Regions from separate parts of the Homo sapiens genome. Here regions 2 and 3 are each linked to region 1. The links are chromatin contacts, found by Hi-C or POLR2A ChIA-PET in ENCODE. All regions are on one chromosome and are shown on one strand. The core of a region is the stretch at or near the end of the contact, and the rest is flanking DNA. Distances in the headings are between cores, read along the strand shown.

Region 1 (3,089 bases), core at 89-2,588:
GCTTCTTCACCACTCTAACATGAAAGCTTTGATATAACAGGGAAACTTAAAAAGCTGCAGGAACTTTTGTTATTCTAAAAGTGAGTAGTACGTCAGGACAGCCATTTTACAACCTTCATTTCCAAACACCTATTACACCATACATCTTGCAATTTTAAAAGTATCTTTTCTTTAGGGTAAAAAAAGTACCACTTACACATTCATCATTTAAGTCATTACTGTTTCAAAGGACAGTTATTAAGCTTCTTAATACAGCTGTCAAAATCAATTTGTAGATAGCCTCCAATTTCAAATTTCTACATTTACATCTACTGATAGACCATCCTGATTAGCGATTAAGATAACAGACTTAAACTCTAAGCAATCCTTGCAAAATCCAGTTGATTTTTAAAATCAGTAAGCAACACGCGATCATTTTTAAAGAAAGTCATTCCGAAAATAGCTTGATTGTGGTGGCCAATCTGCTCCTCAGCAGCTGTTCCCTGTTGCTTGTACGCATGGGAGTGGAGGTAGAAGGGCAAAACCCACAAGCCCACGCAAAACTCGTACAGTCACAAACATTATGTAAACATGTCGTGAGGCCAAGAGGCCCCAAGGAGAAAGAACCGCCGGGAGGAAGAGAACGGCAAGCTGCATGTAAGGACGATGGGCGCTGTGTGCGGACGCAGGAGACCCGGGCAGAGGGGCCCAGGGCGGGACAAAGACTGGCCCATCTCGGGCAGCGCCGGCCAGCGCCCAGAACCAGTGAAAGGCAGCCGTCCCGGGGCAGCCGACTGCAGCACTCAAGGGCCCTCAAACGCCACAGCTTAACAGGCGAGGCAAACGCTCCCCTGAATGTAAGACCCTTCCCTTCCCGCCCCTTGTAACGGGCTCCTGCCGCCCCTAACGGGATCCTCGGACGCTTGAGGAGCCGCCGTCGCCTGCTCCCTACCCGGGTCCCGCAGGGCGCCTGGGCGGGCAGCTGTTGGGGTTAGAACCGCGCCGCCGCTGCCTCTCGGCTTCAAACGGCCGGGCAGGCGCCGAGAGAGCGGGCGAGCCCGGCGTCTCTCCCGTAGGCGCGTCAGGCAGCTCGGCGCTCCCAGCCTCCGTTCCCGCCCCTGCAGTTCGGGGCCGCGCACCCTCACGCCACCTACCCGGTCCCACACCATCCCAGACGCCTCGGGCGCTCGGGCCTTCGGCCGAAGCGGCACTGCCTCCTGTCCGGGGCCTGAAATGGCTGCGGAACAAAGAGAATCTGGGCTTCACCGAGCGCCGGTCCGATTGGCCGGGGGGCGGAGCCCGCGGCGGGAACATTCGGCGGCGGTCGCCTTGGCAACGGCGGCGGGGCTAGGAAAATTGCTGCCTGGGTCGGCTGGGCCTGTGGGCCTGCGTCCGACAGCGCGCGGCCGTGCTTTCTAAGCGGGCTCGGCAGCACCAGACTTCACCGGCCCGGCGCGGGGCTCACAAGTGCTCGCACTCCCTGCGGCCGGCGCGCTGACCGGAGCCTCTGGGTCTCGCACGCAGCAGCTGCAGACGCTGCCCGGCGCGGTGGGGCTGTGAGCAAAACGGCCCGCCGGTGTGGTTGCCCAGACTGTGCTGGGCCCTCCTAGGTGGATGGCCCTGCCCCAGCCTAACTTCTGTACCCCAGCATAACCTCCAAAGTAACAGCCGTGCCCTGGGAGCCTGTTCAACACTGAACATATCCCACAATAACACTGTTCCAGCGTCGCTGGTAAAAAGCAGAAATGGCTTCGGTAGGTAGACGCCGGTGGATGGCTGCCCGCTTAGAACAAGATAGGCTTTTGACGTATGTTGTATCTGGCGTATAAACTACTATGTAATTAGAATTCAGTGATTTATAAAATGTTTACGCCTCCAGGTGTTCAATCCTATAAAACTGTAGTTTCTTGCTCTTAGAAATAACAAGCCTTTCTCTCCCTAACCTGCCATCATGAGAAATTAAAATGTCCTGTATTTTCTGTACGGCAAATGATTCAAAATGGGAGTGGTGGACGTTTTTATACCCAACTGCAACAAGGGTAATGAGATAAATATCAGTTTCCTTCCCTCAGATTATTCTTATATGTAAAATTTACTGTATAAAAATACTTAAAATTTGCATAGCTAGCTGATTTTTATTTTCTAAGGTGATGATGCCCGTGATAATATTCCTCACATGATCAGTGTGAGTAGAAATACCAGCAGTTCCGACTATCTTACTGGAAGTGCTGTATATATTTTGAAAATGTGTGACAGTTGTTGCCTTCCTGTCATAGTTTAGGTAAAATTACAGTACATAATACTAGAAAATGTCTAAATTTTTACTAAGGTAATTTATTTGTTCTTCTAAACGTGTTAACAATTTTCATTTGAATTACAGTCATTTTGCAGGAACAACTAGTTTATTTAACTTAAAATTTGAGACTAAAAGTACCATTTTTTAATCATTGGGAAATTGAACTTAGCAAGGGAAAATATAGATAACTAAAATATTCATGATTTCAACATGTTATAATATTAATTTGATAGTAATTGGATACAGTAGTGTATATCAAAAAGAGCCCCCCCCCCCAAATAGGAGTAGATTACCAAGAAAAAAATGTAATATAAACTTTTCTGAATGGTAGTTTATCTGCAGGAAAATATACCCAGAAAAAGTATATTTATCCAAATAACAAATGGCTTATTTCTGCATTTGAAAAGTTACATCGTGGACTAGGATCTATACAAATCAGAAGATGTGTAGTATTTGCATTCTACTTTGCTAAAGGAAAAAACACAAATATTTCTAAAATCCAAAAGATTAGCAAATAATGACAGATGTAAATACTACTGACTAAGCAATTAGTAGGAGTTCACTTGATTAATAGTTTGGAAATAGCTGAAATGAATTGAAGAAAAAGTAACATATTATTTAGCATAAGAGGATTTATTGGCCAAAACATTTTGAAAGAAAAAAATGTTGATTATCAGATGTTGTAAAATTGAGATTAAGCAAATTAAATATGTATTCTTTTGTAAAAATTAAAGTGAATGAAAATACTAATATAAAATAGTTCTGTTGAATAGAGATTCTTACACATGTAGCCTTTTTGTCTCTTCTAGGTCAA
Region 2 (3,228 bases), core at 110-2,609, 630 kb before region 1:
TATTAGGATTTTTCCACTAGCCAAAATAGCTCGTTTGAGTTGGTGATAAAGATAGGTATATTTAAAAGAGCATCATATCTTAATTATTTCCACTATCTTGTCACCCGAAAAGAAAACTGAATTGAGCGGAACTTTAATCTCATAAAAAAAATTTTCATCTCACCAGAAAGGATTAACAATATTTAAGGATTTTCCAAAAACACATTTTTAAAAAGTTTATCTTAAAGTCATCTATCATTATAGTTTCTATTAATAAGCCTCAGTAGAAATATGTATATGTTATGTAATTTAAGTATTTTGAGATTACTATGCAAAGTGCTGACTAGAATGTTCCTCCTACTGAGAACTATATAGCCCCATTATGAACGAACTTCTGTTTTTTTTTTTTTTTTTTGAGGCGGAGTTTCGCTCTTGTTGCCCAGGCTGGAGTGCAGTGGCACGATCTCGGCTCACTGCAACCTCCGCATCCCGGGTCCAAGCGATTCTCCTGCCTCGGCCTCCCGAGTAGCTGGGATTACAGGCGCCGCCTACTAATTTTTTTCTATTTTTAGTAGAGACGGGGTTTCACCATGTTGGCCAGGCTGGTCGAACTTTTTAGTAGTTTCTAGGTGCAATTTTTGTGCGTGTATTTGGGTTTTCACTAAAAATTTCAATTTCTTCTCCGAATTCAATTATTACGTTCTTTATTCCCATGACATTTGTCAGATCGTCTCATTAGAGTGGCTTAGTTTAACTGTCAAGTCTCTAGGGCATTCAATCGCAGAGAAGTGAGTAAAACGCCAGTCTCACAGCGTTTTTATTAACAGATGGCGGAAAACAAACGTCTTTGGAGTAAAACCGAAGAGAATGGGTTAAAGGGTCAATAAACAATTATTATCGTGCTTAAATTGGGGGGCTTCGCATCAGATCCAATGGGGGGCCGCTCGCCCGATCTGGAGGGGCTGGACACCCCCAACCGACCCCAGAGCGTCCCCCAGGGGCCACCTCAGAGGATGGGGTGGTTATCCCCCGGCTGGAAGGCTCCTACAGGCTGTCGAGGGGTCAAACCAGAGTGTCGCGGGTGTGCTTCTGAGGTTAGGGTGGAGGACTAATTGAGGAGGCTGGGAAGTCTAACTCGTGCAGCGGCCCTCGGTGCAGACAGCCGCGTAATTCGGGCATCAGCCTCTTTGGCAAGAAATAGTGAGGTCCCCTCTCCTCCCCACTCTTCTCAGCTGCTGCCTCCCTCCTACGGGTGAATTTTCTCTCCCGAGAAGGGCTGATTTCCTAGGCTTGCTTTCCTTCCCTCGGCAGCGCTCTGACGTGCACACCATGTGACAGGCCCCCTTCTGCTATAAGCCGAGGAAGGTCCGCCCTCTCCTGGACTCAGCCCTGGCCTCGCCGAGCTCTGTTCTTAGACTCTCACCCGTCCCGCACGTTCCTGGGCGCCTGGCGTTCTGATTCGCCCGCCCGGGCCCCGCCACCCCCTCCTCAGCTGACGGGGCAAAAGCTGCTCCGAGAGGAGAAGGTCAAGTCCTCCGCCCGGGCCGGGCGCGAGCGGAGCCCAGGGAGCGCAGCATCCGCGCGGCTACCGCGGCGGCGCAGGAGTTATAAAGTCGGCGCGCGAGACTCCGCCGCCACCCGGCAGCCCCGGCGCAGCTCCGGCAGCCGCAGTCGCAGCGCCCCCAGCGTGGCGCCCCCCGGCCGGGCCTGCCGCCCGGGACCCGGGCTGGGGCGCAGAGGGAGCCCGGAGCCCGGCGCCCCCATGCGCCGCCCCGCCGCCGCCGCGCCACAGCTATGACCCTGAGCACTGAGATGTCCGATGCCTCTGGCCTCGCCGAGGAAACAGACATCGACGTGGTGGGGGAGGGCGAGGACGAAGAAGACGAGGAAGAGGAGGACGACGACGAGGGCGGCGGTGGCGGGCCCCGGCTGGCTGTCCCCGCGCAGCGGCGGCGGCGGCGGCGCTCGTACGCCGGGGAGGACGAGCTGGAGGATCTGGAGGAGGAGGAGGACGACGATGACATCCTGCTGGCCCCGCCTGCTGGGGGCTCCCCGGCGCCCCCGGGCCCGGCCCCGGCGGCGGGGGCAGGAGCCGGTGGGGGCGGCGGCGGCGGCGGCGCGGGCGGCGGCGGGAGCGCGGGTAGCGGCGCCAAGAACCCGCTGGTGAAGCCGCCCTACTCGTATATCGCGCTCATCACTATGGCCATCCTGCAGAGCCCCAAGAAGCGGCTGACGCTGAGCGAGATCTGTGAGTTCATCAGCGGCCGCTTCCCCTACTACCGGGAGAAGTTCCCCGCCTGGCAGAACAGCATCCGCCACAACCTCTCGCTCAACGACTGCTTCGTCAAGATCCCCCGCGAGCCCGGCAACCCGGGCAAGGGCAACTACTGGACGCTGGACCCGGAGTCCGCCGACATGTTCGACAACGGCAGCTTCCTGCGCCGGAGGAAGCGCTTCAAGCGGCAGCCGCTGCTCCCACCCAACGCCGCGGCCGCCGAGTCTCTGCTGCTGCGCGGCGCGGGAGCCGCAGGGGGCGCGGGCGACCCGGCAGCCGCCGCCGCGCTCTTCCCGCCCGCGCCCCCGCCGCCCCCGCATGCCTACGGCTACGGCCCCTACGGCTGCGGCTACGGCCTGCAGCTGCCGCCTTACGCGCCGCCCTCGGCCCTCTTCGCCGCCGCAGCGGCCGCCGCCGCCGCCGCCGCCTTCCACCCGCACTCGCCCCCGCCGCCCCCGCCACCGCACGGCGCGGCCGCCGAGCTGGCCCGGACCGCCTTCGGCTACCGGCCGCACCCGCTCGGCGCCGCCCTACCCGGCCCCCTGCCGGCCTCCGCGGCCAAGGCGGGCGGCCCGGGCGCCTCAGCGCTGGCGCGCTCGCCCTTCTCCATCGAGAGCATCATCGGGGGCAGCTTGGGCCCGGCCGCCGCTGCCGCCGCCGCCGCGCAGGCCGCCGCCGCCGCTCAGGCCTCGCCCTCGCCCTCGCCGGTGGCGGCGCCGCCAGCTCCCGGATCCAGCGGAGGAGGCTGCGCGGCGCAGGCGGCCGTGGGCCCGGCGGCCGCGCTCACCCGATCCCTCGTGGCCGCCGCGGCCGCCGCCGCCTCCTCAGTCTCCTCGTCCGCCGCCTTGGGGACTCTGCACCAAGGGACTGCCCTGTCCAGTGTCGAGAACTTTACTGCTAGGATTTCCAATTGTTAATAACGCTATGTTAGCGCGCTCGAGGAAGAAGGTAGGAATCCCGGCTCCTTTTCTCGT
Region 3 (2,849 bases), core at 102-2,601, 680 kb after region 1:
CGATAATCACAGTTTTACCTCTTTCAGATGCATTCTTCTTGCTGGAAAACACTGGATATGTGTAAATCTCCTCTTTTAACATGTTCCTCCCACGTTATTTTTGTCCCAGTTTCTGTCACAATTAACTTAATAAAGAAAGGATCTATTTTCCTTTCCCATGTTGCTGAAAATAAATTTATGAGTGATACTTAATAGTTGTCAGGACATGCAGCTGTTTTTCTCTCCCTTATGCGCACCTCTTCAAAAACCTCTATACCAGTGTTCTTCAAATGAAGGCTGCAATACTTTACTGTAGCATGAAATGGTCAAAGCCAGTGTTTCTTAATAGTATAGAATAAAACAGACTAGAAAATGTCATAATGCATTGCAGATAATAAGGATAGGCATTGTTTTGTTAAACTTTTGTTTCAATTTTAGATGTATGCATGGATCAGCCTGTATTTTCTATACCATGGTTAAGGTAAAAGAAGTTTGTAGGACAGGTCCTGTGGCTCTTGCCTATAATCCCAGCACTTTGGGAGGCTGAGGAGGGCAGATTGCTTGAGCCCAGGAGTTCAAGACCAGCCTGGGCAACATGGGAAAACCTCGTCTCTACAAAAAATACAAAAATTAGCTGGGCATGGTGGCATGCACCTGTAGTCCTAGCTACTTGGGAGGCTGAGGCAGGAGGACTGTTTGAGCCTCTGGAGGCGGAGGTTGCAGTGAGCTGAGACCGCGCCACTGCACTCCAGCCTGGGTGACAGAACAAGACCCTGTCTCAAAAAAAAAAAAAGTTTGTAATACATCCTTATACAATATATGTCTGAATATGTTTGTCTTTAAGGTTAAAAACTAAAGTCCTCTGAACTGGGCTTTTCTTATGTATCAGGTGTACAGGATAAAGATCTGCTGCCTCTAAAGTCTCAATTTTAAAACCATCTCTACCACAGATGGGATGAAATTTAGTCTGATGGTAATTTCAAACTTAGATTTTTATGTAAGAAAAAAATACATTGTTAAACTATATACGAGGTTTCCTCATATTCAGGGACAGATCTCTGCTTTCATTTTATAACCTCCACAAGAGAATCAAACTGCCTTTCTTACCCTCAACTGTGGTCCTTTCCAATAACTTATGTCACGGCAACTTATTATTAAAAAACGACTGAACCAAGATGACTTCGGACACCTCTGATCCAAGGGTTGGCCCAAAAGGAGCCTCAATCTGCTTCAGCATTGGCCAGACACCCCGGAGACTTACATCTTACCTTGCAGGGCTAGAAAGTGCATCAGAATGCCAAACTCCAAAAATGAATAACGATCCAGCCCTGGAAGAAAACTCTCAGTTCAGAGAGTTGGTGACTTGCCCAAGGTTAAGTACAAAATATATTTGCAGAGCAGCCAGAACGAGAACCCAGGCTTCCAAGTTGCAGCAGCCCCAGTACACTGCACTGTGATAAAGGTTTGATATGGAGGCACAGACCGACCCTAGAGGTTACCAGAACTGGAGATCATAGATTAGTAAGTTTTTTTCTCTTATGACTGTTGTATGTATCTACTCTAACCTTAACTCAGACTGACATCCGTGGCTTTTCGTGCCATGTCATTATTCTACCACATACTATTTTGAGGTTTCTGAGGTTAGTATTCATAAGAGCTTTCCAACCTCTGACTCAAATGAGCTCTATTTTCCCCAGACACGTAACTTACTATTGAATCTCATTTCCATGAGGAATACAAAAGCGATAGTGATTCATGTCTCCAATGCTTGGCTTACCATTTTTGAAAATGTGTATACTTTTTCCTGACTGTAAAATACTATGTGCCCACTGCATAAAATGTAAAAAACACAGAAAAAGATAAGGAAGAAAATTAAAATAACCTGTTCACCTACTGCTCAGTGATAACCCATATTACAATTTGGGTGTCATTGAAATTGGGTGTCAAGGAAAAGACAAAAATTATTTTGGTATCAAATTGTGATCAAATTGAAAAATACCTTCATGAACCCTTCCCTTGTCACTCAACATTACACATCAGTAAAGATTCTTCGAAGATATGGTTTATAATAATGCAGGCCAAATACTGAATTCTATTGATTAATCATTACTGATTATACATGCCCTATTGTTGAGAACTTCAGGTTTTTTTCCAGTTTTTCACATAGAGAAATAACGTAGCAATAAGCATTTTTTTACATAACATTTTTTGTGCATATCTCTGCTTATTTCCATAGAATAAATTCCTGGTAGGGAATTACTGGGTGAAGTACGTGAGCATTTCTATGACTCTTCATATATATTGAAAAATTTCATTTCAGAAGGTTGTTTATATCCAAATAGCAGAATATGAAGGTGCCTATCTTGTCCTCTTTGCCAGTGATCAGTGGTATCATTTGTTAAAACCTTGCAACTTGGAGGTAAAAATGTGTATCTTCCTGGGTTCATTTGTATTCCTTAATTTATAAAGAGGTTGAACATTTTTCATACGTTTATTGGCCATTTGGTATGTGTATATGTGTGTCTTTCTCCACCCACCTTCTGTGTGTATGTAAATTGAATGTTCATATCCTACACCTATTTTTCTACTGAAATGTTAAAGTTTTACTTATTTATTTGTAAGAACTCTTTATATCATAAGGATATTAAACTTTCAACTTTTATATTTGGGGCAAGTACTTTAGGAATCTCTTTTAATTATGTAACAATTTAAAGTGATAGGGTGGGTTAGGTTTTATATTGTCACCAGCAGAGCAACAAGTCATGCCACCTGCTGGTAAAGAAACAGAATAGTTGATAATTCTTCATGTTTCCAAGATACGATGCATATTAATACTTTTTCCATGTCAACTATTTTAAAACTTTGGAAAT

Evidence for each region. Hi-C counts contacts between places; a loop is a spot of excess contacts on that map. ChIA-PET counts read pairs that join two places held with the same protein, here RNA polymerase II (POLR2A). Pooled maps may share reads with other maps.
Region 2: a loop to region 1 is called in a map of OCI-LY7, with 12 times the contacts of the local background. The contact joins the promoter of FOXD1 here to the promoter of TNPO1-DT in region 1. A Hi-C loop is called at or near these places in 3 of 168 maps with a recorded cell type or tissue (CD8-positive, alpha-beta T cell, OCI-LY7 and naive thymus-derived CD4-positive, alpha-beta T cell) and 7 of 50 pooled maps. POLR2A ChIA-PET finds 5 or more read pairs at or near these places in 1 of 52 experiments (activated CD4-positive, alpha-beta T cell).
Region 3: a loop to region 1 is called in a map of naive thymus-derived CD4-positive, alpha-beta T cell, with 10 times the contacts of the local background. The contact joins the enhancer-like site here to the promoter of TNPO1-DT in region 1. A Hi-C loop is called at or near these places in 1 of 168 maps with a recorded cell type or tissue (naive thymus-derived CD4-positive, alpha-beta T cell) and 13 of 50 pooled maps. POLR2A ChIA-PET finds 5 or more read pairs at or near these places in 2 of 52 experiments (BJ and MCF 10A).

Annotation. Positions count from the first base shown.
Region 1 is chr5:72,814,797-72,817,885 of GRCh38, reverse strand. It overlaps TNPO1-DT (TNPO1 divergent transcript), which reads left to right and starts at 1,338. Exons shown (of 9, transcript NR_186518.1): 1 at 1,338-1,733. TNPO1 (transportin 1) reads right to left here and starts at 1,225. Exons shown (of 25, transcript NM_002270.4): 1 at 1,134-1,225. The coding sequence starts at 1,148. RefSeq lists enhancers at 449-498, 1,579-1,658 and silencers at 959-1,178, 1,219-1,318.
Region 2 is chr5:73,446,908-73,450,135 of GRCh38, reverse strand. It overlaps FOXD1 (forkhead box D1), which reads left to right and starts at 1,359. Exons shown (of 1, transcript NM_004472.3): 1 at 1,359-3,228. The coding sequence starts at 1,774. The coding sequence ends at 3,171.
Region 3 is chr5:72,137,890-72,140,738 of GRCh38, reverse strand. The region is part of intron 2 of MAP1B (microtubule associated protein 1B); the gene reads right to left. Among named protein-coding and RNA genes, the nearest start is that of MIR4803, 30 kb to the left of the region's middle. Within about 2 kb of position 1,351, at least 5 of the 41 ENCODE cell types and tissues checked have a DNase peak (open chromatin) inside an H3K27ac peak, as active enhancers do.